Linked DNA regions of Homo sapiens: region 1 is linked to region 2. Evidence: chromatin loops called from intact Hi-C (ENCODE). Cell type or tissue: heart left ventricle. All regions are shown on one strand. Each heading gives the region's core, and the rest is flanking DNA. Links, peaks and the distances in the headings are about the cores only. Region 1 has its middle 29 kb from the start of GRK3. Region 2 has its middle 33 kb from the start of MIR6817.

Region 1 (16,293 bases), core at 2,851-10,850, 49 kb before region 2:
CATTCTATTATTTTTTTGGATGAGTAATCTTCTCTTCCTTTCTATTGGTCGATCTCTCTCTCTCTCTCTCTCTCTCACACACACACACACACACACACACACGCAATTCCTTTTAAAAATACTCTATGAGGCCAGGCGCCATGATTCACGCCTGTAATCCCAGCAATTTGGGAGGTCAGGGTGGGAGAATCATTTGAGTCCAGGAGTTCAAGACCAGCCTGGACAACACAGTGAGACCTCATCTCTACAAAAATTTTAAAAATGAAAAAAATTAGCTGGGTATGGCCTCAACTACTCAGGAGGCTGAGGCGGGGGCATCACTTGAGTCTGGGAGGTTGAGGCTGCAGTGAGCTATGAATGCACCATTGCACTCCAGCCTGGGCAACAGAGCAGGACTCCGTCTCCAAAAAAAAAAGAAAGAGAGAGAGAGAAAGAAAAAGAAAGAAAGAAAAAAGAAAGAGAGAGAGAGAAGAAAGAAAGAGAAAGAAAGAAAGAAAGGAAAGAAAGAAAGAAAGAAAGAAAGAAAGAAAGAAAGAAAGAAAGAAAGAAAGAAAGAAAGAAAATGGAAGTACTCTATAAATAAACCCGGATAACAATTTCCAAGTAGCAGCCTGCTCCCTGTTCCCTGTCACATTGCTCACACTCCCAGAAATTCCTGCCCTCACCATGACACTACAAGTACCTTCTATTCCCTACTCCTCTAAAAAAAAACAACAACAACAAAAAAAAACAACTACTGCCTCTGTTTCACTCCTAAGGCTCTGATTGTTTTTTGCTCTGTGCCAGCCATGTGTCAGGTGCTGGAGGCAGCGGGGACACCAGCACGGGCAGAGGCTCTGCCCTTGAAGAACTCTCATTCTAACAGGAGATAAATGAACCAGATGACTAGAAAATAAATGAACCAGATACTGTGAGTCTGTAAAAGTGCTGTGAAGGAACTAAACAGTAATTTGTAAAGAGTGTCAAAGAAGGAAGATTTTCTTTCGCAGGTGATCAGGGAAGGCCTCTCTGGGGAGAACCTAAGGTAGATTCCAGGAGAAGAAGTCAGCACAAGTGCATTTTAGGCAAAGAGAATAGCAGGTGCAAAGGTCCTGGGGCAGAAATGAGCTCAGAGGATTTAACGTTCGGTGAGTTGTGGGGTGGGTGGGAGTGTAGCTGATAAGGTCAGATGGGTGGAGAGCGGTCAGTTATAAAACCTGTAAAGAGCAATGGGAACCATGGAGGGGTTTGCCCATGTGTGGGAAGGCCTGTATTTCTTTTATGGAATATTCATCATCTTTTTGCCCAAAGTCTCCAAACAATTAGACTTTCCTTGACTATCAAGATAAACAGATATTCCTATGTGTAGATCACTGTAAACACTTTAAGTGCTAGGAATTCATACTAGGCCTCGTAAACTCTAAATTTTAGAATTAGAAGTGATCCCTGAAGATCATTTATTTTGATATTGTTCTGCATTCTCTGAATAACATTGTCTTACTTGATTAGAAAAGTGATAAAGGCTGAATCCACTGAAAATAGTTCGCATGTGAGTAATGAAGACTCAACTAATTCACTTAAACTATATAGGCTACTTATTGACCTTTGAACAAGAATTCATTAGCTTCAGGCAAGGCCTGATCCAACTGTCTGATATGATGTCAAGGACCTGCTCTTTCCATTGCTCTGTTCTGCAGTTTCTAGTGTAAGCTTCTGCCATCCTTAGTATAAGCTTCCTCCTTAGGCTGGCTGTTTGTATAATTACAGGATAGCTGTCTGCACCTACCTACCATGACTATCTATCATCTTCCCTAGTAATGTCTAGTAAAAGCACTCAGGGTTTCAACTTAGCTAGCCAACATCTTAAGATTAAATTTGGACCAACTTAGGTCACATGCCCACCCCTGCACCCCTGAACCAATCACTGTGGCTGGAGGAACACAAGGACCTCATGGCTCAGCTCGGGTTACATATTCTACTCCTAGATTCCAGAAAGTGGGGTCACCTTCCTTAGAATCACATCAGCTAAGATTAGAGAGAGGATGATTTCCCTAAAGCAAAATCAGTCATATTGTCAAAGTTGGGAATGGTAGGTGGATGTCTGAAGTAAACCTTCAGGTCACTTGTCAAAAATGAACACTCAGATACATAATTCTTATAAAGGTTACAGTTAACAGAGCTAACTGAAAGAAGTCAACAGGTGTCACTAGTGACCACCAGGAAGGTGGGTTATATTAGTCACGATATGCAAACTGCTATAACAAACTATTCCTAAATCTCAGTGACTTGACACAACAACGGTTTGTCAAAGAAGTCCAAGATAGCATGGGTTGGAAACCACGGTGCTCCACACAGTCATTCAGGGACCCAGGCTCTTTCCATCAAATAGCTCTCTCCTATACCCAAGGTCCTTGGGGATCTTCATGAGATTTTTTTACATCCAATGAGCAGATGAGGAAAGAGAGCACACAGAAAAGGCACAGCCACCCTTAATTGTCTTGAACCAGAGGTAACACACGACACTTTTGGTCTCTTTCCATTGGCTGGAACTAGTCACGTGGTGCCACCTACATACAGCAGAGCTGGGAAGTATAGAATAGTGGGAGCCCAGGTAGAGGTGGGAACATGGATAGTTGTGAACACCAGCACCTTCCTAACAGTGTGTCATCAATCACAGCTTCTGGAATCTCTGCAGTTCTTTCACATGGTTATTGTAGAAAATTTAGAGATTCCAGAAACACCGTTTTTAATTTTGATAAGTAACCCAGAAAGAGAAGTACAGAGTAGGATGTGGAAGACTATTGTTCAGAAATATTGACTGCCTGTTCCCTCTCCACTAAAAGGACAGAGTCTATTTCCCCCACTTCTTGATGCTGAGTTAGGCAGTGTGACTCACTTTGGCCAACAGAATGAGGCAGAACTCACTATTGCTAGTTCTGGACCTACGTCTCAAGTGGCCTTGCAGTTCTCACTTGCCCTTTGGTGCTTCTGCTGTTGCCACTGGAAGAACATGCTGGGCTAATGTGCTGGAACCAGGAGAAGGATGATAGATACATGGGCAGAGCCACTCTAGCCAATTCTCTCTAGATTGCCCAGCCCTCATTGCTAACCCTCAGATGTGTAAGCAAACCCAGCTGAGATCAACAGAGCCAACCAGCCAAGCCCACCTAGATCAGCCACAACCCACCCACAAACCATGGGCTAAATGAGTTCTTGTTGTATGACATTGAAATGTGTTGTTTATTGTGCAGCAATGAGCCAATATGGTGGAGTTGCTCAAGCTTGCAAAGGATACTGTGTTTTCCCAGGTTACTTTTTTACTGGAGACAATAAAAAAGGGGTAGGAAAATATTACAGAAGTGTCAGGCGCATGCTGAAGGAAATACTCCAGACTCTGCTGAAGATAATATGCTCTGAGATGACACATGACCCAGAGGTGGAATTCCAGAGCCATGGTTAACTTCATCCTTCATGACGTGAATCCAGGGCTTCTGAGGACAAGGGAGTCAACAAAGCACTGTGCATCAGCAAAGAAGGTGCTGGAATCAAGACAGAAAACACCACCCACCACTCACCACCACCACCACCTTCACCCCCACCACTCATAACTATGAAGCATTTATGCCTACAAGTCACGGGGTTGTTTTGCTTACAGAGGAGCCAATATGGGCATAAATGGAGCTGAAAGAGGTTCAGAGACCAAGAGCAGAGAGGAACTACAGACCAAAGTTCCCCATTCTGGAAAGTCAAAAATAATTGGAGAAAAGCTCTGACTTCCCAGTGTAAAAGAGGGAACCTTCCACAACCCAAAGTAGTAGAACCAGCACCTAACACCCAGATCTTTGTTTTTAATGCCATTCTCCAATTACAAAAAAAATTTTGGAGAAATGGTTGATTCTAGGACTGGGGTAGGAAATCTGCAAGATGAGCCTGGAGGATCTTGTAGTGCTAGAAATTGTTCAAACACAACCACACACACACACACACACAATGATGGCGGTGTGTCAAAGAAACACATGGGCCACGGAAAGAGCTCCCAATGGCCAAAGCTGGAACAATTCGAGCAAGAAAATACATAAAGTTGCACTGGATTACAAACACAAGTATTAAAAAAATTCATGAGTTTATACTGATATTCATGAAATAAATACAGAATAAAATAGGCAAATCTCCTGTGCAGAAAAATTGCAAAACATGTACATATACATTCTGCCCTCAAGGAGGGGGAGTCTAACATCCCACTCCCTAAGTGTGGGCTGTGCATAGTGACTTCCCTCTACAGGGGGTACAAGGCAGGGGTGGGTGAAGGAAGAGAAGCATAACTTTACCATAGAGAAAACTGACAGACTCTACCTCAGCCAGGTGATCAAGGTTAAATCATGGTGTCGTAGGTAACCTTAATATGATATGATGAGTTATGGCACTTGATCTTTGTGGTCTCCCTCCTAAAAACCCACCTCACTGGTTTAACCATGAGCAAAACACCGGACCAATCCCGGTTGAGGAGCGTTCTATAAAGAAAACCTAACCAGTACTCCTCCGAACTGTCAAGGTCATCAAAAACAAAGTCTGATTAATTGTCACAGCCAAGAGGAGCCTGGGGAGGCACGATGAGTAAGTGGAATATGCTATCCTGGAAGGGATCCTGGAACAGAAGAAGGAGATTGGCCGGGAGGGGTGCCCCACACCTATAATCCCAACACTTTGGAAGGCCGAGGTGGGAAGATCACTTGAGGCCAGGCTGGTCAACATAGCAAGACCCGGTTTCTACCAAAAAAATTTTTTTAAATAAATAAATAAAGGATATTAAGTAAAAATTAAGGGAATCCAAACAAAGCAACAATTGTAGTTAATGTTTCAGTACAGGTTCACTTCTGGCAAATTCACCATATTAATGTAAGATACAATTAGTGTTAATAATAGAGGAAACTGGGTGGTATGTTAGAATGCTCTGCACAATCTTCATAACTTGTCTGAAATCAAAATCAATTCTCAAATAGAAAGTTTATCGTTAAAAAATGTGTGAACCAGGGCCATCCTTGAGGATGAAAGAGGAAATTTAAGCATAGACTTTGAAGTCAGGCACAGTCAGATTTCGTTCCAAGGTTGTGTTACATTTATTGGTTGTGTGGTCCTGGAGAAGTCACTTAACTTCCCAGCATTTTGTCTTCCTTGTCTATAAAATATGACTATCAAGGTGCCTTCCTCCTAGAATTGTGGGGAGATATAAAGGAGGTCACATATGGAAGCAGTGTGACATATCGCAAACACTCCATAGATTATGGCCATCATAATTGTTATTTATTTCTTAGTATGAAAATCAGAGAAATCTTACCTTCCCAACCAATAATAAATAAGGCAATAATTCCCCCAATAGGTTGTGCATGCTGAAAAGACAAAATAGTTTCTTTTTTTAAATTTTAGATTCAAAGGGTACATGTGCAGGTTTGTTACATGGGTAGACTGTGTGATGATGAAGTTTGGGTCTCTACTGATTCCGTTGCCCAAGTAGTGAACATAGTAGCCAATAGGTAGTTTTTCAAGCCTTATGCTCCTACCTCCCTCCCCACTTTTTGAATCCGCAGTGTTTATTTCTCCCATCTCTGTGTCTGCATGTACCCAATGCTTAGCTCCCATAGATAAGTGAGAACATGCAGTAAATGGTTTTTTGTTCCTGTGTTAGTTTGCTAAGGATGATGGCCTCTAGCTGCATCCATATTGCTGCAAAGGACATGATCTCATTCTTTTTTTTTTTTTTTTTTGACAGAGTCTTGCTCTGTTGCCCAGGCTGGAGGGAGTGACACCATCTCAGCTCACTCCAACCTCTGCCTCTGAGGCTCAAGCAAATCTCATGCCTCAGCCTCCCAAGTAGCTGGGACTACAGGTGCGGGCCACCATGCCCAGCTAACTTTTTGTATTTTAGTAGAGACGGGGTTTCACCATGTTGCCCAGGGTGGTCTTGAACTCTTGAGTTCAGGTGGTCTGCCCGCCCCGGCCTCCCAAAGTACTGGGATTACAGGCATGAGCCACCACGCCTGGCTGATTTCATTGTCTTTTAAGGCTGCATAGTATTCCATGGTGTGTATGTACCACATTGTCTTTATTCAATCCACCATTGATGGGCACCTGGGTTGATTCCATGTCTTTGCTATTGTGACTAGAACTGAGATAAACATATGAGTGCATGTGCTTTTTGGGTGGATTGATTCATTTTCCTTTGGGTGTAGTTTTTTTTTTTTTTTTTTTTTTTTGAGATGGAGTCTCACTCTGTCACCCAGGCTGGAGGGCAGTGGCGTGATCTCGGCTCACTGCAAGCTCTGCCTCCCAGGTTCACCCCATTCTCCTGCCTCAGCCTCCCAAGTAGCTGGGACTACAGGTGTCCACCACCATGCCCGGCAAACTTTTTGTATTTTTAATAGAGAGGTGGTTTCACCGTGTTAGCCAGGATGGTCTCGATCTCCTGACCTTGTGATCCGCCCGCCTCAGCCTCCCGAAGTGCTGGGATTACAGGCGTGAGCCACCGCGCCCGGCCTCCTTTGGGTATAGTTTTAATAACCATTGAGGCCGGTGCAGTGGCTCATGCCTGTAATCCTAGAACTTTGGGAGGCCAAGGCGGATGGATCATCTGAGGTCAGGCGTTCGAGATTAGCGTGGCCAACATGGTGAAAACCCATCTCTATGAAAAATACAAAAATTAGCTGGGTGTTGTGGCGCACGCCTGTAATCCCAGCTACTCGGGAGGCTAAGGTAGGAGAATCGCTTGAACCAGGAGGCGGAGGTTGCAGTGAGCCGAGATTGGGCCGTTGCTCTCCAGCCTGGGAGACAGAGAGAGATTCCATCTCAAAAAAAAAAAAAAAAAAAACCCAAAAAAAACCATTGAGATAAATCAGTGAACATGAGAGTTACAGTGGAGTGGTCGATGGTATTGTTTGTTCATGACTCTTCTTTCTCTCCCACCTTGGCCATGGCTTCTCTTTAGAGAGTGTACGATGCTACCCCACTGACTTGAGCTGCCGCCCTGTGATTTACTTTGGCCAATGGCCCACAAGCAGAAATGATGCAAACAGAGGCTTTAAGTATATTTATGTGCCGTGGCTTAGCCTCTTGTATACTTGCTGTCACCATGATGAGTATGCTCCAAGTAGTCACTGCTCCTTTATCCTGGTCCTAACGTGAAAGACACACGGAGCTGTCCTGAATCTGAGCCCAGTTAACTGTGGCTGATATCCAGACCCATGGGAGAGAAATGAATGTTGTTTGTCACAAGCCGCTGAGATCTTGGGCTCACTGTGCAGCCTTATCCCAGCAACAGCTGACTACAAGTTGATTGTTACCAAAATATTTGGACACTACCCATGTTTCTTCTTTATTGTTTTATGGTGACTCAGTAGAAGATGAAGATATCTTTCTAGGAAAAGCAAGCAGTGCCCCTCCAAAGAGACAATCACAGTGGAAGAAGAGTTGATCTTACCCACAATATTTATGTCTTGTGCCACTCAAGAGTTTCCGTCAGTCTTTTCTTTGAATGCCCCCATTTTTTGTTTATTTCACTTATTATTTTTTCTTTGTAGTTATTAATCATCCAAACTGTAGGAACTTCTAGAGTGGCAGTGATGTGTTAAACAGAGCAGACACTTCACAGATATGATCCCTAGATCACGCAATATCTTTGTAAAATTTGCTTTATTGCCTTCAATTTACACATAAGGAAACAAAGGTCCAGAGATCTTAATTGCATCACACAGCTGGTAGGTAAGTAACAGCCTTCAGGCTCAGATGTATGCCTTTGGTTTCTACAATCTTTGTTTCAATATTGCAACTCTTTTATTTTATTTATTTTAGAGACAGGGTCTCGCTCTGTTGTTCCAGATGGGGTGCAGTAGTGTGATCATAATTCACTGCAGCCTCAACCTCCCAGCCTCAAGCAATCTTCTTGCCTCAGTCCCCCAAGTAGCTGGGGACTACAGGTGCATGCCACCACCCCTAGCTAATTTTTTAAATTTTTTTTTGTAGAGGTGGGTGTCCCTGTGTTGCCCAGGCTGGTCTCAAATTCCTGGCTTCAGCTTCCCAAAGTGCTAGGTGTGCCATCGTGCATGGCCTTATTTTTATTTTTATATATTTAGAGAGTACAAATGCAGGTTTCTTACATACATATATCCCATAGTGGTGAAATCTGGGCTTTTAGTCTACCCATCATCAGAATAGCGAACATTGTACCCAATAGGCAATTTTTCAACCCTCATGCCCCCTCCTACCCTCTCACCTTTTGCAGCCTCCAGTGTCTAGTGTACCCCGTATGTCCATGATTACAACTATTTTTAAAGTGGACAACTAGAACTATGGGATGGGTTCAGAAATGCATATCTAATGTGGGGTTCAGAGACACTGGAAGCTTGGTGAGAGAGGTACCTTTAGATAAGAAGATGTCTCAGAGATCCCCAAGCTACCACCTAATTTAACAGTGACTGTTTATTGAGCACTTTACATGCCAGGTGCACTATGCCTTGGAGAGGCAGAGATGTGCAAAGATTCACATGGTAAGGAGATTGAGTTTTGTTCTGAGGGTAAGGGGGATCCACAGAAAAGTTTTCAGTGAGGGCTATGAGGGAGCAGTAAGAAGGCAATTACAGGAGTCCAGGAAAATATTGGCCTGGACTGGGTTAAGGTAGTGGTGGGTAGAGAGAGGTTCAAAAGGCACTTGGCACAGGCAAAAAAAAGAAAGAAATAGACAAACCGAACTTCATGAAAATTAAAAACTTTGGTGCATTGAAGGACATTCTCAACACAGTGAAAAGGAAACCTATAGAATGGGAGAAAGTATTTGCAAGTCATATACCTGATAAGGGATTCATATCCAGAATATATAGAGAACTCCTACAACTCAACAACAACAAAGGCCAAACAACCCAGTTCAATCCAAACAACTTGAATAGACATGTCTCTGAAAGGGATATACAAATGCCAATAAGCACAAGAAAAGATGCTTAGAATCACTAATCATTAGGGGAATGGCAACCAAAACCACAGTGAGATACCACCTCACACCCATTAGGATGGCTACGATCAAAAAAACAGAAAATGACAAGTGTTGGCGAGGATGTGGAGAAATGGGAACACCTATGCCCTGCTGGTGGGAATGTAAAATGGTACAGTCTCTGTAGAACACAGTATGGCAGTTCCTGAAAACCGAAATAGAATTTTCACATCATCTAGCAATTCCTCTTTAGAGTATATACCCAAAAGAATAGGAAGCAGGGTCTTGAAGAGTTGTTTGTACACTAATGTCCACAGCAACATCATTCACAAGAGCTGAAAACTGTGGAAGCAACCCAAATGTCCATCCACCAATGAAAGGATAAGTAAATGTGGTATATCCATACAAAAGAATACTAGTCAGCCTTAAAAGGGAAGGAAATTCTGGCACATGCTACAACATGGATAAACCTTGAGGATACTATGCTAAGTGAAATAAACCAGTCACAAAGAGGCAAATACTGTATGATTCGCTTATGTGAAATACTTAGAGTTCTCAAAATCATAGAGACAGAAAGTAGAATGGTGGTTGCCAGGAGCTGGGGGTTGGGGCGAATGAGGAGTTACTGTTTTATAGTCTCAGTTTTACAAAATGAAAAGGGTTCTTAAGATAGACTGTCGTGACAGTTGCACAACAATATGAATGTACATTTAATATCACTGAATTGTACACTAAAAAATTAAGGTGGTAAATTGGCCGGGTGCTGTGGTTCATGCCTATAATCCCAGCACTTTGGGAGGCTGAGGCGGACAGATCACCTGAGACCAGGAGTCTGAGACCAGCCTGGCCAAAATGGTGAAACCCCGTCTCTACTAAAAATTCAAAAATTAGCTGGGTGTGGTGGTGGGTGCCTGTAATCCCAGCTACTCAGGAGGTTTAAGCAGGAGAATTTCTTGAACCCGGGAGATGGAAGTTGCTGTGAGCTGAGATCACGCCACTGCACTCCAGCCTGGGCAACAGAGCAAGACTCTGTCTCAAAAAAAAAAAAAAAGAAGGAAAAAGAAAAATAAAAAAGTGGTAAATTTTATGTTAAGTGTATTTTACTACAATTAAAAATCAAAATAAATAAGTGATATTTTACAGGCACTTAGGAAGTAAAACAAGTAGGGCTGGTTCTCATTTATTGCATGCAGGTGGACGGGGCTAAGGAAAAGAAAGGAATAAAAGCAAATCCCAGATTTCTGGCTCTGGCACCCGCATTACTAGTAGCAGCATTCTTTAAGACAGGGAGTACTAGGGAAGGATTCATCCCTCCACACATTTGCCTTTGGCTGGTATGTCTCTTTAGTCTCCTTTATCTATGGCTTCTGCCTCTGCCTATTTTTTAAAATTTTCCTTGCAATTGACATATTTTTTAAAACTGAATCATTTGCTCTGTAGAGTACCTCACAATCTGGGTTCCATTGGTTGTATTCTTGTGGCATCTTTTAATATGTTGTTCCTTCTCTTGTATGTCCTGTAAATTGGTCATTAGATTTAAAGATTTGATCTGATTCAGGTTTGAGTTTTCAGCAAGAATATTTCGTAGTTAGTTGTATTATTCAATCAGCAGGCTCATAACGTCTGGCCGTCTCTCTTCGGGGGATTTTAGTAGCCGATGATGCATTGCCTAGAGCCATTATTTCCTTAGGCACTTGCAAAATGGCTCTATTTTAAGTCTATCACTCCTTCCTATTCGTTGGGCTGCTTCTATGGAGAAAGCTTTTCTTCATCGACTAAGATACAGTACCTACAGGAAAGGCAAGATAAATGCTCGATTCTTTTATTTGCCAATTTTCAGAATAATAAGTTGGTTCTTTAAAATACCTTCCAAAGGAGGCCAGTGAATTTTGGTTTGATTTGTTTTGTTTTTAGGATCATTGTTAACTCATGGAGTTTAGAATAGTTCATGCGTTTCACCGCATTGTAGTTATTCTTCTTTCAGATGCTCACAGAATTTCATCTTTAGCCAGCGAGAGCCAAGTGGGTTGGTTCCTGAGCCCTTTTGACACAACCATAGTAATCTTTGATAGCCTCCTTTCTTCTGATTAACAAGATGTCCTAAGATCATCTTGTACATTTCCTACCCCACTCTTGGAATCAGCCATTTCTCCCAGGAGCTGTAATTCCTTTCACTTTGAAATTGTTCTTAGAGACCATAATCAGTGTAATAGCTGGGTTGGTCATTGTTTCTAGGTAGTAGGTTGGTGCAAAAGAATTTGCAGTTTTTGCCATTACTTTTAATGGCAAAAGCTGCAATTACTTTTGCACCAACCTAAAATTTCAATAATCAAAACTAGGAAGTAAAAATTTTAAAAAAGAAATGCATCATAAGTTCATACTATTTCCCGTTCAAATTTAGGATTACAAGGCTTCATTCACTTAGGTGATCTTGTATTTTTATATGTTTTCTCTTATGCTGAAAATCTTAGTTGCTGACAACACTAATTTACCAATCTATTTATTTTACCCACTATGTATTAAAATAACAATACCAATATTTTTGCTAATAGTATGATTAATGAGAATAGTTTCTTTCTTTTTTTGTTTTTATTGTTATTTTGTACAGTCAAATTGCTGTGCTTAAAGTCACATATATGTGGTTAAGTCACTAAGCCAACACAGTTAGGTTCATTTGTTTCATTTTCCTTTCAGTTTTAAAGAATTAATTTTCATTTTCTTTTTGACTTTTTATCATTGTAGAAGAAACTTACATGATTCCCGAGTCAAATCTATAAAATGATATATTTTCAGATGTTAGTATTTTTAAATATGTCATCCATATCTCTCAGACTGCTTTTTATTGTCTAGAAAACGTTAGGTTTTACCTACCAATGAAGAGAAATAAGACTGTCATTCAGACTATTAGAAATGATGAGGTATTTTTATGAAAAGAAACATATTCAACCTTGAAATTAGAAACCATTTTTGTTTCCCCTAACAAGGGCCTGTCTCTCAATTTCCCACAGTTTCAAAGCCCCACTGCACAACCGAATGAAAACACAATGTCATTATGGTTACTGAAATCAATTATATGTCCAGGTTTTCCATTTGCATGCAGCTTCCTTCAGACAAGAATGCTTTTCAGAAAATCTTTATTCCCTTTGGACTTTTTTCCCTGAAAGCTTTTATGATTAATGTGACAACACAAATGCAGCCATGTCTATAACTGTCTTCCATAGATACACAAATAGAATGTACTGAAGCATCACAGGTTGAACTTGCTCATTGCCTTGCAGGACTGACACAACCCCGGCTAGAAGCCTCAACCTCATCGTTGCGTGCTCTCCCTCTCTTCCATCACTGCTAGTTGCCTCTATGTCCTACTGGTTCCAGCACTCAGGGTCTCAGACACCCAGCCTCCCTCTCCTTTCTACTTGGCCTCATCTCTCCACCAGCATCTTTCATGATGGATGGCAGCAACAGCCTAGTTTCCCTGCCACCAGTCCCTCCCCTCCAACCACTCACAATACAGCAACCAAACTGTCTTCCTAGAAAATCACAAGCCTGATAGTCTTAAAGTCCCGCTTAAAAATTGTCAATGGGGGGCCAGGCACGATGGCTCACGCCTGTAATCCCAACACTTTGGGAGGCTGAGGTGGGGGGATCACGAGGTCAAGAGATCGAGACCATCCTGGCCAACATGGCGAAACCCTGTCTCTAATAAAAATACAAAAATTAGCTGGGTGTGGTGGCGTGCACCTGTAGTCCCAGCTACTTGGGAGGCTGAGGCAGGAGAATCGCTTGAACCCGGGAGGCAGAGGTTGCAGTGAGCTGAGATTGCACCACTGTACTCCAGCCTGGTGACAGAGCAAGACTCCATCTCAAAAATAAATAAATAAATAAATAAATAAAAATAAAAAATAAAAAAATTGTCAATGACCTCCCATCAATCAAGGAACAAAATACAAAATCCTTAGCATGGTATAAACACCTTTCATACTCTCATAATCTTACCCTCTCTTTTTTTTCTCTCTTTTTTTTTCTAGAAACTCTTTTATGTTCTTCCCACCTCATGGCCTCAGAACATGCTAGAAATTTTTATTCCTCTCTGCCTTTACTCACATCATTTCCCTACATGGAATGCCCTACATGCTTATCCATTCCTACATCTTCACCTAACCAACTTTTACTCATTCTATGGCACCCAATGAGTTTCAATCACCTCTCCTGTGAATCTATTTCATCTCCCCAACTTCAAACACAACTAAGCCTTCCTTTCTTCAGGCTTCTGTTACACTGTTGTCAAGCTTTATTTTAGTATTTATCTTATACAGCAGAGATGAGTTTGTATACCCACTTCTTACTAAGAAGTGTTGTACACCAATAAATTCATCTATATGAAATGGACAAATTCCTAGAAACACACAAACTACCAAACTGACTCAAAAAGAAATAGAAAATCTGAATAGGCTTATAACAAGGTAAGAGATTAAAGCATAATCAAAAAGCTCTCAAGAAGGAAATCCCAGGACTAGATGACTGGTAAATTCTACCAAATATTTAAAGAAGAATGAACACAAATCCTTCCCAAACTCTAGTTAAAAAAAAAAAATAGAAGAGGAGGGAACACTTCCTAACTCATTGTACGAGGTCGCATTACTCTGATACCAAAGCCAGATAAAGACATCACAAGAAAAGAAAACTACATACCCACTTCTTACTACCAAATATGAGTGCCTGTGTCTCACTGAGCTTTGGGCTCTGAGCACCCAGCACAATTCCTGGCACACAGTGAGAAACCATAGAGCCTTCTTTATTCCTGAATAATTTAATGGCTAACCATGGGCAATGTTTGAACTGGAAGAGGTTGTCTGACTTGAAAGGATTTGAATCCCAAGATAGTTTTAGATGGTTATAGAAAGATGTGTTATTCTTAACATCACTCAGAAAGTAAGTCTACCACATTCAATCAGCTTTGTGATTTCTCTCTTCCAAATTCCCCAAGGGAGGGAGTTGGAGCTGGGTAAAGCTCAAGTTTCACTTAATGAGGTAATGATTTGTCCTCTTTCTTGTGGGAGTGGCTGCAAAGATGAGAGGATCGCACAAGAGCCCAAGAGCATTCCTTGTGTATTTCTAGAACACAGTAGATAACCATATGGAAATATTACTCAGCAGCTGAACTACTCTCTGGGAAGATCCTTGGGTTGGGATTGGGAACAGGCTAGAGGGACAGAGGCCCTCCTTTTTTTTTTTTTTAAACTGATGCCGTTGTTTTATTTCTTTGCATGTTGCAGCACGCAGAACATTAATAGAGGATGAGAGTGCAGTGACTAAGGAGACGCTAGAAGGTTCAGGGAGAAAAGCAAAAGGAAAAGGAAAGGCAAAAGAGGTGTCATCACAGAAGTCCTATGGGGATGGGTGATGAGGAATCTTATTAAGTTTTGCTTTTTCATATGTCATGTAAATTCTCTCCCCAGTGTTTCCATAACACTTTGAGTAAAACACCCATTTCTCATTAACATAGTGTGTAGTTAGACTTAATTTGTTTGTTTTTAAAGATTGATCCCAAGTGCTGAGTCCATTTTAAGGTGTTCTCACAATGAGAGCAGATCTCCCCATTAGAACCTACTTGTATTTAAATGACAAGCATAATGCTTGATGTACCAACTAGAATGCTTTTAGTTGAAAGAAACAGAACCCCAGCTTAAAATAATGTGAACAGTGAAAGGAATTTATTGATTCATGTAAATAAAAATGGGTCAACACTAGTTTCAGGAATGGCTTGATCAGGGTGCTGACTCCATTGCTCTGCAGTTCTGTTGATTTTGCCTTCCTGAACATGATGGTTTACTTTTCAGACTCACTTTTATCATGGTGACAAAATGTCTGGAACAGTTCCGTACACCACATCTTCCTGAAGAAAAGTGTCTTTATCTCAATTACCAAACAAAATCCTAGGTTTCACTCTAACTGAGCAAACCAGTCACATGCCCATCTCTGAATCAATCACCATGGCCGACGGAAGTGCCGTGCTCTGATTGGCTTAGGATGAGATTTGTGCCTATCTCTGAAACAATCCTATGCAAGAGTAGGATTTTCTGATTGGGTTTAGTCAATTGGAGGGGGGTTTACCTCTGGAACTGTGAATGGAATCACTGTCCCCTAAATTATTATACATGACTGCCATGCATTGGGAGTAGAGTCAGTACTCTCAAAATCACATGACCCCATGCCTTTGCAGAGCAGATGAATGGATGCCGCTAAAAAAGCCATCAATGTCTTTCTGAATGGGAATTTTCCTTTGGGATGTAAAAAGTGCCTTTTCATTCTGGCCTTTGATTCTCCAACACAAAATTAAACCACTCTGCTACTTCTCCAGTGTGCATGGATGTGTCCACACTTTTCTTTGCTTGATATATTTTATCAGTTGCTCCAAACATTAGCAAAAAGCTGTTCATGGACTTGAACATTATTTAGAAACAAGCAACCCTGGTGTTGAACATGCCTTTGACAATATACAGTTGTCTACCTTGAATCTTTCGCTCCTTTCATTAGACTGAATAGCACAATGGTTAGGAATTGGAACTCTGGAATTGGACTGCCTGATTTCAGAATCTGGTTCTGCCACACACTGGCTGTGGACCTTGAATAATTTACTTAACCTTTCTGGGGCTTGGCTTTTTTATCTGCAAAATGGGGATAATGTGGGCACAAACCTCATAGAGCTGCTATGAGAACCAAATGCTATGATGAATATACAATGTTGGCTCAGTGCCCGGTAAATAGTGAATGCTCCAGAAATATGACGATGATGATGATGATGATGATGACAAGTAATTGGCCTTAGCTCTTGCTTTGTCCTTACCAGCTAAATAGAGTCTGACACCATAAATGTAACATTTTCTATAGCTCCAATAACAAAATCTAAGCATTACAGATTCTACACATTTGCTTCTTGTTAAGAATTTATAGATTCACAATCACCTAAGTCGAAAGGAGACTAAAATCTGAAGTTGGCATTCAAACAACACTGCTATTGGAAAAATAAATTTAAAAAAGGAAAACTAGGGCTGAATAGTTGAATAGTTAATTGTAGTACTTGAGCTATTAACATATTAATAATGAATTACTAATAATAATGATTAACAGTTTTGATATTTAGATATTAAAGAGTTCCTTCCAGAAGAGTTGTATCAGTCCTGTTTCACAAACAGGCAGCATCATCTGTAGCAGGGTACAGAAAGCAGTCACCAAGCACGAAGACACTAGAGTCATTTATATGATCAAGAAAGGGCTTTGGCTGAGCGCAGTGACTCATGCCTGTAATCCTAGCACTTTGGGAGGCTGAGGTGGGCGGA
Region 2 (16,293 bases), core at 4,264-12,263:
GAGACTGGAGAGGAAAAAGATATGATCTCTGGAGGGCTGACTCTTGTGTAAGTTCTGTGGGACTGGAAAATGTAAGCTTACGGGTCCAGCTGTTAATACAAGAATGAAAATCCAATCACTTGTCTAAATAAACATTTCTCAGCCCTGGGTCTTGGCTGACTGACTGCTTTTCAAGAATGCCATAGCTTGGTTCGATGTACCAGAAGGATACTTATGCCAATTAAGCTTTTTGCCAAAGTGTGTCCCATAGAACTGTAGTGAAAATATGTTTGAGATGCATTGAACATCAAGTCCTCCTTCTCAAATTTAGGATACGTAATGAGCATGTTAAAGACACTGACACTTCGCTCCATCAGAGACTTTGAGTTGCTTTCATAAAGTCAGTGTTTAGCCAAAAGATCTTCCTTTTTCCTCCTGGTAACATCTGATAATATCCCTTAGAATAGCCCTCTGGGATACGGTTTGAGAAACACTGGACAACTTGGCGTTAAGAGTTCTAGCTCAGGCCGGGCATGGTGGCTTACGCCTGTAATCCCAGCACTTTGGGAGGCCAAGGCAGGCGGATCACAAAGTCAGGAGATTGAGACCATCCTGGCTAACATGGTGAAACCCCGTCTCTACTAAAAATACAAAAAATTAGCCAGGCATGGTGGTGGGCGCCTGTAGTCCCAGCTACTCAGGAGGCTGAGGCAGGAGAATGGCATGAACCTGGGAGGTGGAGCTTGCAGTGAGCTGAGATCGCGCCACTGCACTCCAGCCTGGGCGACAGAGCAAGATTCTGTCTCAAAAAAAAAAAAAAAAAAAAGTTCTAGCTCAACCATAAGACCCATAACTTGGTGGGACGAGTAAGAGCTTTGTGTTATTTTCTTCTCCTTCTCTCCTTATTTTACCAGTAGGAAAATTAAAGGCCCTAGAACGACTGCCCCATTCGGAACTTCTTTCCAATCAAGGGTCACAGTTAATTATTAAGTAACAGCATAATGGGTTTCTGCTCATATTGGATCATGTATTTGTTATAGCTGCATAACAAACCACCCCCCGCCCCACCCCCAAAAAATCAATGGCTTGGAACAACAGGGATTTACTCAGCTCACAAGTTCTTAGGTCTGCTTGATGGTTCTGTTTATCTGGGAATTGACTGGCTAAACTTGGGTTGCAGATTGGCTAGATTGGGCTGGTCTGGAATGGATTCAGCTAGGACAGCAGGTCTCTGACCCACATGTCTCTCATCCTCCAACAGAGTAGCTTGGGCTTGTTCACATGGCAGCTGGGCAGAGTTCCAAGAGAGTGAGAGAAAGGTTGTAAGGACTGGGACCTGCATGCCATCACTTCCATCACATTCTATTGGTCAAAGTCACAAGAGAAGCTTAGATTCAGAGTGGGGAAATAGACTCCATTTCTTGATGGGAGGTGCTTTAAAGTCTCACTGCAAAAAATGTGGATACAGGGAGGCCATGAATTGGGATCAATCCATGCAATCAATCTACAGCAAACGTCAGTGAAGAAATTCCATTATGTTCTTCCTTTGACTCCCATCCTGGCCTCAGAGTTGAAACCCCAGCTATTCTTTCATCTTTCTAGCATACACGCATTTATTATGTAGGACCCAAAACTGGGTGGTGGAGGGGAAGCCCAAAGGTGCCTACTATGTGCACCATGCATTGTATTACACTTAGAAAAAAGGAAGTAATAGAAGAGTTCTTGCCCACAAACCAAGTGTGGATATCAGACCTGTAAAAACCAAGTGCCGAGAGTCATGAGTAAGCAATATGCAAATTTTGGTGGCAGCAGAAAGGAGCATAGGATTAACTCTATTCAAACATGTCAGAGAAGGGACACAGAGGAAGAGATCTGTGAGCTGGGATGACTGAGGATTTTCTGGGCAAGCCAGCTGAAGAAAGGCAATCCAGGTAGAGGGAACAGCATTTATAAAGGCATAGAGTGTGAAATAGGATATTGAGTATAGAAAACTGCAGATGTGGCCAGGCATGGTGGCTCATGCCTGTAATCCCAGCACTTTGGGAGGCTGAGACAGGCAGATCACCTGAGATTGGGAATTCAAGACCCACCTGACCAACATGGAGAAACCCTGTCTCTACTAAAAATACAACAATTAGCCAGGCGTGGTGATGCATGCCTGTAATCCCAGCTACTCGGGAGGCTGAGGCAGGAGAATCGCTTGAACCATGGAGACAGAGGTTGAGGTGAGGTGAGCTGAGATCACTCCATTGCACTCCAGCCTGGGCAACAAGAGTGAAACTCCACCTCGAAAAAAAAAGAAAAAAGGAAAAAAGAAAATGGCAGATGTGGCGTAAGTGGGAGCCAGGGAGGGATGTTGGGAGATGGACCTCAGGGGTAAGGATATAGAAGACCCTGGGGAGAGGCTGGGGAGTGGGTATTAAGTGTGGTGGGGGAACGAGGGGTAACATGGCTAGATTTGCATTCTAGAAGGAGGACTTTGCCTGGGGAGTGGTGGAGAAACCACAGTAGAAGCTGGATGAGGAGTAGGGAGAAGGGATGACTTCTGTTTGGGATATGCTGCGTTTGAGGTGTCGATGGGACACTGAGATGATGGCAGTGGAGGTGGATCACTCCTCAGATCAAAATGCAGAAGGCAGCTCGGAACACTGAAGCTGGAAGCTTCTCAGAGCTCAGGGGGCCTGTGGGCTCTTGGAACACCAACTCAGTCCTCTCCAGGATTTTCTCACTCTTTTCTCTATCTCTCAATTGGCATTTCTCTCTCATCCCACACAGACACCCTGTAAGTCAGAGCCCAGTTCTTCCCCTACACTGGGAGGGGGGTAAATTTAAAAATTCCAAAGGAGGAAGAAAGGAAGGATCTGCTTTCTGACGGACAGTCTCAAAGAAGTGTCAAAGCCTCGGACCCCAGCCAAGTGTCCTTTCCCTCCCCACTCCCCCGACAAACATCATCTCCCATGGCTTTGGACGCCCGGCGTCTCTGTATCTCTCCACAGATCTGTGTTTTTCTCTCGGGGCCATCTGTCGCTGACTCTGCTATAAATCTTGTTGTGTTTCCTTGCCATATGGCATAATTAATTACTTCAAGGCACAAAAGACCCCACAGCTCTGCAGGCCAGGAGCCAGCTGGCTCACTGAGGAGCAATTTGCCACAATGAGGCAAATAGCCGGGCTACTGTGCCCTGTCAGCCGGGTCCCACAGCAGGAACCAAGTTGGCTGGAACCCCCATTCCCTGCGGCAGCATCTGCCACTAGCTCGGCAGAGGCTGTGTCTTCAAGGTTACATGAGTGGCATTTATAGACATTAAGGCCACACACCGTCTATTGCTATAGAAGGGAGCGTGCATCTATTAACTCAACGGGGACCCCCCCCAACCTCATTTATCTTTGTCACTTAACTGCTAAGTCCAGAACAGTCTGTCTGTTCCACTTGGGCAATGGTTTATTGGACTCCCAAATCTTTGGAAAACTACTGAGGGAGAATAAAATTAAAGAACACAGCCATTGAAAGCTGAGTCCTTGAGTGGGCCCCTCCGCCTCTGAGCAGTTGGCCTCTGCATCTGCAAACAGGAAGGACTGGATGAGCACTCAGTTCCCTTCCAGCTACAGTGTGCCAGGACTCCTTCAATCAACCAACGGATATTCAATTGACAACCATCCCTGTACTGAGTGCTGGGGAAACAGTTCTGGTGAGGCAGATGTAGCCCCCTGCTCTTATGTAGCTTGCTGCTAGAAATGAGGACCACACACGAGCATGGGCACACACACAACATACACATAAATGTACCAAATTATCACAGCTGGTGGCCAACAGGATGAGGAACTGAATAAAGCAGGGGCTGAATTAAAGAACATCAGGAGGCCAGGCATGGTGGTTCACGCAGCGCTTTGGGAGACCAAGGCAGGAGACTCCTGACTCACTTGAACACAGGAGTTTGAGACTAGCCTGGGCAACACAGTGAGACTCTATCTCTAAAGAAATAAAATTAAATTTAAAAAATTAGCCAAGCATGGTGGTGTGCACCTGTACTCCCAGCTACTCAGGCCTGAGGAAGGAGGATCGCTTGAGCCCAGTAGGTTGAGGCTGCAGTGAGCTGAGATTGCACCACTGCACTATAACCTGGGTGACAGAGCAAGACCCTGTCTCAAAAAAACTTTTTAAAAGAACACCACCTTCAGAGAGAGGACTCACAGAAGGTCTCTTTGAGGGAGTGATATTTTGTTAAACAGATTTATTGAGTTATAATTCATATGCTGTAATAGTTACCCTTTTAAAGTGCAAAATTCAGTGGTTTTTAATATTTTTGCAAGGTTGTGCAATCATCACTACAATCTAATTTTAGAACATTTCATCACCCCCCAAAAAAGGCTTACACCTATTAGCAGTCACTCCCCATTCTCTCCTTCCCCCAAAGGCCCTGACAACCACTAATCTACTCTCTGTCTCTATGGATTTTCCTATTCTGGACATTTATTATGAATGGAATCATACCATATGTGGCCTTCTGAGCCTGACTTCTTTCACTTAACATAATACTTTCAAGGTTTATTCATATTGTAGCATGTATCAGAACATCAGTCCTGCCAGGTACGATGGCTCACACTTACAATCCTAGGACTTTGGGAGACAGAGTTGGGAGTTTGAGCCCAAGAGTTAAAGACTAGCCTGGACAGCAGAGCAAGACCCCCTCTCTGAAAAAAAAAAAGAGTAGCAGGGTGTGGTGGCACACACCTGTGGTCCCAGCTACTTGGGAGGCTGAGCTAGGATTGCTTGAGCCTGGGAGGTTAAGGCTACATTGAGCCATGGTCATGCCACTGCACTCCAGCCTGGGCAACAGAGCAAGACTCTGTCTCAGAAAGAGAGAAAGAGAGAAAGAGACAAAGAAAGAAGAAAAGAAAAGAAAAGAAAAGAAAAGGAAAGAAAGAAAGAAAGAAAAGAAAGAAAGTAAAAGAAAAGAAAGAAAGAGAAAGAAAGACAAAGAAAGAAAAAGAAAGAAAGAAAGAAAGAAAGAAAGAAAGAAAGAAAGACAGACAGACAGAAAGAAAGACAGAAAGAAAGAAAAGGATGTCAATCCTTTTTGATGGCCAAATAATACTGTGTTGCAAGGATATAGCACGTATATAGCATGTTTTGTGGAATCATCAATCAGTTGATGGACTCTAGGTTGTTTCCACTTTGGGATTATTATGAATAATGCTGCTATGAACACTTCTGTACAGGCTTTTGTGTGGACATGTTTGTATTTCTTGAGGGGGTGACATTTAACCTGAGATCTCAAGGGTAAGAAAGAATCAGTCATGTAAAAAGCTAGGCAAAATTCTTCTTGGCTGAGGGAACAGTACAGACAAAGGTCTGGAGATGGGCTACTATACATGTCTAGGGCCCTTTAGGTGGCTCGCAGGCTTTAGAGGAATTACAAGAGCATCTTTTTCAAGCTGCACAAATCCAATTTTCTGCCGAGGTGTGTCTAGTCTCTTCCTGAGTGTGCAATCTGAGTCAATTTAGTCTAAGGGTTTATTGTCAGCTCAGAGGAAAATTTCTTGGATTGAGCAACTTGGGGTGACTTCTGCAGGCCCCCACAATTTGCAGGAAGCCTGAGGAATCGTGGGTGGGAAAGTCGAATGGAGTGGTTCCAGGAGGCAGCATGCTTTGGAGGTAGAGGCATTCGAATGACTGACATGCATGCATTTCACTACCCCCAACTCCCATAAAACTCAGCCTGGTTGCCTGGCAGCAAATATCTTCTCTTGGCTTCTGTATTACCTTGGCTATCAGTGAGACTTTTCCCCTCAAAATGTCCTTGCATTTGTTTTTTAACTTGGCTTCCCTGGGATCAACCTGGCACTAGGAGCAAAGGGCTGGGCTGATACTTGCTTAGACGTCTGTGTGAGGGTCCTGGGAGGGTGGTTCACTGAGTGCTGCTACAGTGAGGGTATTGCAAGAGTATGTTGAGACAGCAATAAGAGGATAGATGCACCCACCTGGCAGTGGACGAAGACGGGGCTGAGAGAAGTTAGGATCCCAGAACCTAGATCAGGATCATACAGTCAAGAAGGAAAAATTTACCTCGTAAAAGTGAATTTGGGGGCTCTTTGAAGCAATCCTTAATCCAGTCAGTACACTCCTTTCCATAGTTGATACTGTTGGCTAACTCCTTCTGTCCACCCCCACCCCCAGCCAAGGGAGGCTGGGCTACAACCAAAACTCTGAACTTAGGGCCCCACAGACCTGAGTTCAAATCCTAACTCCTCAATTCCACTATGTTACTTTGCAAGAAGTGCTAACTGTTCTAAGTCTCAATTTGCTCATCATAAAATCCCATTACACAGCCTGTATTATGTAGGAATTGCTTTCAGCAACAGCAGTTCCAAATAATAATGGTATAAACAAGATATACCATGGTTATTTCCCTCATACAAAAGAAGTGTAGAAGGATGACATCCAGGGCAGTATAGAGTTTCCACACAAGACGAAGGCTCCTTGTGTCTTTCTGCTCTACCATTCTTAGCATCTCACCTTATGGTGCCTGATGGCTGCTGCAGCACCAGCCATCACATCTGCATTATAGACAGGAAAAAGGAAGGAATGGCAAAATTATTCTCACCTCTTGAGTTGAGTTTTCCTCTTTTAAGGAACTTATAAGCAATGTCTATCTAACAACTTATTTACTCCTATCCAACCCTCCTGCAAGGAAGCTAGGAAACATGCTTATATAGCCAGGGATATTGCTGAACTCAGCAGCAGAGCATGGCTGTTTTATTCAGGGAGAAGTGGAGGGTAGCAGGCAACTAAACATCTTCACAGCAAGATCTTAATTTAGTCACCTCCTCGCAGAAAGCTGCCCTGCCCACTCTATCCAAAATAGCACCCCTCACTCTAAACCACCACTCTGATATGTGTTGCATAGAATGTATCACTCTCTGAAATTATTTATCTATTAGTTTCCTTATTTAGGGATTGACTTCTCCCCTAGGATGTAAGCTCCATGAAAGAACAGCAACCATATCTGTCTTTATTCATCACTGGCTCAAGTTGGACAGCTGTGCAAATCTGTGGGTGACTGTTGAATAGTCCCTATCCCAAAGGGTGACTATGAGTCTTTAATGAGATGCTGAGGACGAAGCACTGAGCCCAGAGTCTGGCAAGAGAGGCTGGAACTGGCTAGTTGTTTCCTATGCCATTTCCCTTTTCTTCCTATCCACCTAGCCACAAGGCTGAGTTCCACCAGCCGAACGGAGGCAGGAGTGACATGGGTCACTTCCATGCCTCACCCCTGAGCCTCCTGGGACATCTTCCATGCACTTTCTTTCCTCATTGCCTAAGGATTCAGTAGAGGAACTTTGTAATATGATAAAAGCTAGAGTATAGAAGAAATGTGGGCTCCTCAATGACTACATGGAGCAGAAGTCTTCATCCACACCAGACTGGGATGGAAACAAGAAGAAAATTTTTATCATTTGAGCCACGAGTTTTGGGGATGTTTGTTACAGAAGCATTTCATTAGCCTTTGCTGGGTTGCAAACCACCCCACGATGTGCCTTAAGACAACATTGCCTTGTGGCTCCTGATGCTTTGGGTTGCTTTTGCAGTTCCTCCCCCAGTTTTGCCTGAGTTCATTCACAAGGCTGCATTTGGTTAAAGGATTGGTTGAGCTGAAGAGGCCAACTGCCAGTGTCTGGCATTTGGTGCTGGCTGTCTACTGGGCCATCTCCAGTTTTCTTCATGTGGCCTCTCATCCACACAGGTGAAACTGGGCTTCTACACAGCCTGGTGGAACCAAAGTTGCAAAACAGCAAAAGAAACTGCAGCAGCCTTTAAGACCAAGCCTTGGAAAATACCCAGCATCACTCATGCCACATTCTGTTGGCCAAAGCAAGTCATAAATTCAAGAGGGGAAAAGCAACAAAGTACATTGCAAAAGAGTGTGGACTCAGAGAGACAGACTCTTTGTGGGGTTATTATTATGTTAGTCTACCACAAAGAGTTAATGTAACAGAGTGTGTATGACTGGCATTTCAATTTCTGCACCTCCTCCTCTGCTCTCATTCCAGGCCCCTGTGACTCTTACTTCTGCAGAGCCCTCATATGCACACATTTGGTGGCAACAGTGAAGTCCGTGGGAATTGAATCTCAGCAGGACACAGCTACATTAACAGAGCTCATGAGCAAAGGGAACTGCCCTCCTAGGCTTGGCTTGGTGCCCAGAGCTCCAAGGAAAGGTCACCCACTCCTGCTGGCAGGAGGTCTGAGTCAAATAGCTGTTAAACCAAACAAACTAACACCCACCTCCACTGCTGCCCACGCAGATATGACCGATTCTTTCCTTGAGAGAGAAAAGAAAAGATCTCTCTTTGTTATTTGACACTCTGACCTCTGCAGCATGGAAACTAAAAATAATACCCACAGGAGAGTGCTGAATGTTTATCCTATTGTTCTTTGCACTCACAGCTACCTGGGCTATGCACACCAAGATGAGAGAGGGAGGAGAATTAGAGACACGAGCATAAGGCCAAGGCTGGAGATCTAGGTTTTCAGAAATCAAAGCTTACATTTTTTTTCCTACAAATCCATCCACCCAGCCCATCCCACCCACCTTTCCACATCTCCACCTATTCACCCATCCATCCATTCATCCATACCTTCATTCATGCATTCATCTATCATCCACCCATCCTTGTATCCACTCATGCATCTATCTGCCCATCCACCCACCCTTCCACCCACCTTTCCATCCATCCTTCCATCCATCCATCCACCCGCCCATCCATTCATCCACCCACCCTTCCACTCACCTTTCCATCCATCCATCCACCAGCCCATCCACCCACACACCCATCCTTCTATCCACCTTTCCATCCGTCCATCCATCCATCCATCCGTCCATCCATCCATCCATCCACCCATCCATCCACACTTCCATCCACCCACACATCTACCCATCCATCCATCCATCCATCCACTCATCCATGCATCCATTCATGCATCCATCTATCATCCACCCATCCTTGTATCCACTTACGCATCCATCTACCCATCCACCCACCCTTCCACCCGCCTTTCCATCCATCCGTCCACCTACCCATCCACCCATCCATCCACCCACTCTCCCACCAATTCAACCACCCATCTACCCATCCATCCATTTTTATCTGTCCACCAACCCATCCACCCTTTCACGCACCTTTCCATCCATCCATCCACCCATCCATCTACCCACCCATTCACTCACCCATCCATCCATCCACCCACTCACCCACTCTTCTACCCACCCTTCCACCCATTCATCCATCCATCCATTCATCTATCCACCCATCCACCTACCCTTACACCCACCTTTCCACTCATCCATCCACCCACCCATCCACTCACCTACCCATTCATCCACCCACACATCCACCCACGCATCCACCCATCCATTCATCTATGCATCTCTTCATCCACCCATCCACACTCCCATTCAGTCACCCACCCATCTGCCCATTCATCCATCCATTCACTATTTATTGAGTGCCTTCTATGTGCCTGGCACCGTGCCAGGAATTCACTGGTGAACATGATCCATTAGAAATCTGCCCTTGTCGGCTGGGTGCAGTGGCTCACTCCTGTAATCCCAGCACCTTGGGAGGCCAAGATGGGCCGATCACAAGGTCAGGAGATCGAGACCATCCTGGCCAACACGGTGAAACCCCGTCTCTATTAAAAAAAAAATACAAAAAATTAGCCGGGCATGGTGGCGGGCACCTGTAGTCCCAGTTACTCGGGAGGCTGTGGCAGGAGAATGGCGTGAACCCGGGAGGCAAAGCTTGCAGTGAGCCGAGATCGTGCCACTGCACTCCAGCCTGGGCGACAGAGTGAGAGACTGTCTCGAAAAAAAAAAAAAAAGAAGAAGAAATCTGCCCTTGTCGAGTTTACATTCTGGAGGGGTGTTCAGACAATAAGTAAACAAAGCAATAAATATTACAATTGCTTTTTGGGTAGGTATATTAAGCCATTGCCCAGGGGGTGCAATTTGAGCACCTTTTCTGGATAGGGCAGTTACAGGCACATGTTATCTTCTAATTTAATTCTCATTACTACCTAATGAGGTTGTTACTATTAATATTCATGTTTCACAAAGAGGCAAGCAGACTCAGAGTAGTGAGGTAACGTGCCTAAGGTCACACAGCTGGCAAGCATCAGAGCTGCGATTGAAACCCAAATGTAGCCACTGATCATGGTGGAGCATCAGGAGGAGAAATTACTGTATTCAGGGCCTTCTGCCTCTTTTGTTCTGGGCCTTGTACCAATGTTGGGGCCATTGACACACAGGGGTCTCACCCACACAATCACACTCCTTGCACCTGCTCTTGGTCTGATGACTCAGATATTCAGGAAGTGGGATAAACTTTAACCCAGCTCATCCTTGCTGGGCCCCAAGACAGCCATGCCTTCTGCTGGGCTCACATCTCTGCCACTTGTTCAGGCCTTCCATCAGCAGGGCAGCCACAGAGTTTCAGAAAAGATCTTCTGGATGTAAACAGAAAAAGCACCTGCGGGTAAAGGGATGGGCGGCCACCTCTGGGCTCATAAGAGCACCAAAGAGTCTGGACTCAGGTGTCCACACTGCCATAGATTTGCTGTGTGACCCTGGGCAAGTCACCACCTCCCTTTTGATCTTTGTTCCCTTTCTGTGCTGCCTGCTGGTAGGGCTTGTGCCTGCTACAGTCACTCATCCAGATGTTTCTGAGAACCTACCATGTGCCAGGTTTTGTGACAGCCCCCAAGGAGCAACTAAGCACAGAATTATAGTTCCAAGAGACAAGCCACAAGGTGCTATGAGAATGTAAAATGGGTTGGCCTGATCTGGATTAAAGGCTACAAAGGACTTGCTGGGGGAGTGACATTTCCCCTGAGACTTAAAGGAGGATTAGAAGATAACTAGGTGCAAATATGGAAAAGGGATTCTTGGCCAGAGGAACCGCATCTGCAAAGGCCCCAATATGGGAAAGAGTTTGCTGAGTCAAGGACCCGGGAAGTCACCCACATCGCTGGCACCCAGAGTGAGAGGCATACAGTGCAGGACAAGCACAGGGAGGTCAGGGGCTGGGTTTTGCAGGGTCTTGGAGACAGCAGTGGGATTTGGGACCCCGAGCAGAGGGAGGTGGGGAGCGAGTAAGCTCCAGGGAGCCCAGATATGCATGAACTAGGCTGCGTAGACCCACTTTTTGGGCTGGGGGCTGCACAGAGGGCAGTCAGGTGGGACACTGGAGCTTCAGAAACAGACTTAACCTACTTCATAATATTGCCAGGACTAGATTGTGTAAGACAGCATGGGTTAGTGGATAGGAGGATGTGGGTCAATAGCTTTAGGTAGACCCTGGAAATTTACCCTATGGGAGGGCAGGGCTCAGAGCTTTGTGTGAGCAGCTATGTAATTTGTTTATCCCTTTGGTTTGAGCATCCTCTTGGCCAGGGGTCCTAATCTTCAGTTAGAGCTCTGTCAATTGCAAGTAGCAGAGAACCTGGCCTGAGAAAAGGGAATTCATTGGCTCCTGTGTTTGAACAGCCCAAGGGCAGACCTTCAGGTATGGCTTGATCCAGGGTCTTCACTGATATCACCAAGATCCTGTTTCTCCACTTCTCAACATGACTTCCTTGGATATGACAACATGTGCAGATCCCTCAACAAAAATGGCATTGACAGCTCTGCATTCCATCTTCATCCCTCCAAGAGCCTCAGAAAAGAATCCGCAGGCTCTTCTTAGGACTTTAGGCCATGCACAGACTCTGATTGACCCATACTTAGACTAGTTAGTGGCCAGAGAGACAGAATGTGCTGGCTGGCTTAGTTTAGGTCCTATGTTCCATTACTCATATCCAGGGTGGAGATGGCTTCCTTGAAAGCATAGAGAATGAATGTGAGTGAGGGGGTTTCCCACTCTAGCAATACTGGGGCATTGTTGCCACATAAAAGGGAGAGGTAATAAGCTGGATGAGAAGAGCCACATATGTCTATCATAGGGAGGGGCCCATGATCCCCCGGGGGTGAGAGCATTCTGGGGCCTACCTGGGGAGTGGAAAACGTTGTCTCAGCATTGCTAGGCTTTGAGATAAGGGTCAGGGCTAGGAGTCAGTCAGGAAGACAAAGTGAAGAGTCAAGGAGAGGTGTGGTCACTAGAAAGCAGAGACCTGGAGGAAGTGGTGGAGGTCAGGGAAGACTCACAGCATGTATGGAGTTCTGAGTGTACAGATGTGATATGAAGAGCTTTGCATGTCACAGGGAGGTGTGCCCACACTGATCCAGGATGGGATGGGGATGCTCACCTTCAGTCCCACTTTCCCACTCTAAGTATCTGGGGAGTTTCTCTCCATGACCTGCCAGTGTATAGAGGTCTCCTATGGTTTCAAACATTGGAGAGTGGAAGTCTGAGAAGATGAGTAGAAGGGCCTGGGTCTCCCTCTGTGTAGGCTGTGGGCTGCCATTGGCCTTTGTTGCAGATGGATCAAAGTTCCATGAGTACAGAGAGAAAGAGAAACAGGATCCTGTTGACATTTGAGCCCCTGGATCAAGCCATGCCTGAAGGTTGTCCACCTACTGGGCAGGCAATATAAAATTATCTCTGGGTACCCAGGTGCTTCCCTCCTGGCTGTCCAGCCCTCCACTTATGAACCTGGCACTTTCTGGGCAGCAGCCACACTCCTGGACCTCTTTTCAGTCTGAGAACCCACTTTCCCCATCCCTTCCTTCCCAGACCCTTGTACTCTTAAGGCGACCCTATGTCCTGGTTTCCCTGGACTGTTTTAATGTCTATTGTCCTTGTGTAATTCTTCATAGTGCCTCTTTCATTCTCAAAGTATCTTGCTTTGGATAATAAATAACAGTCACTTCACACATCCCTCCATTCTGACGTTCCTGCTCACTTCCTTTCTCACTGCAGACCTTACAGGCCTGAGAGCTGTTAAAACTTGAATCAAAATTATTAGCAACAACAACAAAATCCAGTCTCTCTCTACCAATGCAGGAGAGACTTAGCCTTTGACAATACCTCTCTGAGGTTTGTTTACATCCAGTCCTGGCAAAAGGCCCTTTCTGCAACGATATGTGACAGGTGAAATGATTCCTTCTGAAGGAGAAAAAAAAAAAAAAAGAATTCTCACATCAAAACAGCTTCAGTCCTGAGGGTTTCCCTGCCTCCACCCACTCCATGTTCCTGTTCCCATTCATTCTTACAATAAACCCCTTGTTTTAAGGTAGCTTGTCTGAGTCTCTTTTTCCTGCAACAAAAAGAGGTGTACCTAAAATAGGCCAGGGCCTGGGCCAATGGCCAAATTTAGATGAAAAACTGGGTCAGGCAGGAGAGGGAGCAGCAGGCTGGGAACTTTTGAGTATTGGGGCTAGACAGCTCCTGCTGATGGGGCACTTCCTCTGTGCCAGCCCATTAATTTATTAAGTAGTAAAATTAATCTTATTTAATTTTCTTACTGTCCTTTGAGGTAGGGACTGTTATCTACAGTTGATAGAGAAGAATACTAAGGCTCAGAGAGTCAGGATTTGGGTATCCTATCCCAGTCCTCTCCATCCAAGATCTGCAGGTTGGGGCACCAGGGCAGACTTCCAGAACACAAAAGGGTAGTGGGAATCTTGGCCATCTGGCATGGAGACGCTCAGCCTGCATGGCCCAAGCTGGAACTCTTCTGCACAAACAGGTCTGTAGCTTTCTTCATCATTTTTAAGTGAATTTGAGGAGTGTGGAACAGCCAGAGATCATTGTTTTAGCTCAAATGAATTTAAGCAAGATACGGAAAATGTAGTTAGATCCAGGTTCTCATGTGCTATTGACCCATGTGGCTGGCACTCAGTTCTCTCTCCATCTCTCTTTCATGTGTTACTCCCTCTACTAGGTATAAAGAATGGTCACAGGCAGTCCCAAGCTTCATCCTTACAGCTTGTAATCCATAAGGTCTAACTATCTGTCTGTCTGTCTGTCTGTCTATCTATCTATCTATCTATCTATCTAACTATCTATCTATCTATCGCTCTTCCTCTCTCTCAGCTTCCACATAGAAATCCAACTAAGGATTTGGATTGGCTCTGCTTGGGTCACATGTTCACCTCAGGACCAATCACTGAGCCCAAGAGGACACTGACATGGGTGCTAGGATTGGCTCAGCCTGGTCACAGGCCCTCCGCTGTGGTGAGGAGGGCAGACAACAGTGATTAACAGCCTCTGGGGAGTGAGGGAGGCATGGTTTCATCAAGGAAGGGACGCTAGTGGTCAAAATCAATACATCCACCATGCTTCAAAAGATATGTAGCAGGGATACCTAGTTTAAAAGTTTTTAATGTGTATTTCATTTTGCTTTCCTGAGTACAGATTTTTATCTCTACCACGCTAGGCATCCATTAGTCTGGGTGAGATTAGAATTTATTACAGAAAATGCAAAGAGAAAGACAAGTGATGTTAAGCTTTAGACATCAAAATTAGATTATGTACCAGACGATAGCCTTAAGGAAGAATTCTACAGGTTCCTTATCTTTGAGCTTATGAATAATTGTGCCAAACATCTTAGAACATAGAGTTTGTCTGTGGATTGCAGGGTCTGTCCCATCTGCCTAAAACCGTTGGGTACCCCTGATAAAGAGAGGACATGATGGAGGTCAGGAGATCGAGACCATCCTGGCTAACGGTGAAACCCCGTCTCTACTAAAAATACAAAAAATTAGCCAGGCGTGGTGGCAGGTGCCTGTCGTCCCAGCTACTCGGGAGGCTGAGGCAGGAGAATGGCGTGAACCCAGGAGGCGGAGCTTGCAGGGAGCCGAGATGGCGCCACTGCACTCCAGCCTGGGCTGCAGAGCGAGACTCCGCCTCACAAAAAAAAAAAAGAGAGAGAGAACGTGATGTAGTGGAAGTAGAAGAAATGTCTGCCTGTTTTCTGACTTCTCCAATGATATTTCTCTATAACATGCATCAATGGTTATTATTTCTGTTTAAACGTGTTTTTAAATGTGTTTAAAACAAATAGGGGAAGATATTAGAACACATAACTTGGACACTGATGGTTAATTTTATGTGTCAGCATTGTGGGGAGAAGTGGGAGCAAAATGGGAAAATCCTCTTCCCATGATATTTCTCTATAACATGCATCAATGATTATTATTTTTGAGCACCCACTGTCCCCCTCAGGCATTGTGCTATGAGAGAGATCATTTGTTGTTTCACTATCCCTATGAAATAAGCATTTCTATCATTCAAACTGTTGGTTGTGAGCAAGTTCTGTCAAACAAAATGTGTTTAAAACAAATAGGGGAAGGTAGCCAGGTGTGGTGGCTCACGCCTGTAATCCCAGCACTTTGGGAGGCCGAGGTGGGTGGATCATGAAGTCAAGAGATCAAGACCATCCTGGTCAACATGGTGAAACCCCGACTCTACTAAAAAAGTACAAAAATTAGCTGGGTGTGGTGGCACGCACCTGTAGTCCCACCTGCTTGGGAGGCTGAGGCAGGAGAATCACTTGAACCCAGGAGGCAGAGGTTACAGTGAGCAGAGATTGCGCCACTGCACTCCAGGCTGGTGACAGAGCAAGACTCCGTCTAAAAGAAAAAGGGGACAGTATTAGATCATATAACTTGGGACACTGTGATGGTTAACTTTATGTGTCAACTTGACTGAGCCACAGGGTGCCCAGATATTTGGTCAAACATTATTCTGGGTGTGTCTGTGAGGGCGTTTTTGGATAAGATTAACACATGAATTGGTAGACTGAGTAAATTTTCTTCCCTGCTATGGGTGGCTCTCACCCAATCCGTTAAAGGCCTGAATAGAACAAAAGGCTCATACTCCTACAAGTTAGAGGGAAATTTTCCTGACTACTGGCATTGAGCTGGGACACTGATCTTCTCCTGTTTTCCAAATCAAACAAAAACATGAGCTCTTCTTGACTATCCAGACTGCTGGTTCTTGAATTGCTGCAATCTCATACAACTTTAAGCTGGGTGTGGTGGTGCACACATGCAGTCCCAAGCTACTTGGGAGGCTGAGGCAGGAGGATCACCTGAGCCCAGGAATTTGAGGCTGTAGTGAGCAATGATCACACCACTGCACTCCAGTCTAGGTGCCAAAGTGAGATTTTAACTCTTTGAAAAAAACAACTTAAATGAATGGTAAACTGCTTCTTATAGATGAACAAAGTAAGTGTATTTTGAGGTGGAACCTACTGCTGGTGAAGATGCTGTGAACATCGTTGATATGACAACAAACATTTAGAATATATATATATACATACATATGTATGTATATATATATATATATATATTTTTTTTTTTTTTTTTTTTT

What was found. Hi-C counts contacts between places; a loop is a spot of excess contacts. Peaks named below come from ENCODE experiments on the same cell type or tissue, not always from the same donor. Only the 100,000 strongest peaks of a DNase experiment are listed, where the experiment ranks them.
Region 1: a loop joins it to region 2, with 2.4 times the contacts of the local background. A loop is called at or near these places in 8 of 110 quality-filtered maps.

The regions. Positions count from the first base shown.
Region 1 is chr22:25,527,703-25,543,995 of GRCh38, reverse strand. No RefSeq gene overlaps it. Among named protein-coding and RNA genes, the nearest start is that of GRK3, 29 kb to the left of the region's middle. In heart left ventricle, for the core only: no CTCF peak of the experiment used is centred there; no DNase peak of the experiment used is centred there.
Region 2 is chr22:25,480,374-25,496,666 of GRCh38, reverse strand. No RefSeq gene overlaps it. Among named protein-coding and RNA genes, the nearest start is that of MIR6817, 33 kb to the right of the region's middle. RefSeq lists an enhancer at 10,201-10,250. In heart left ventricle, for the core only: no CTCF peak of the experiment used is centred there; DNase peaks (open chromatin) are centred at 8,196 and 11,050.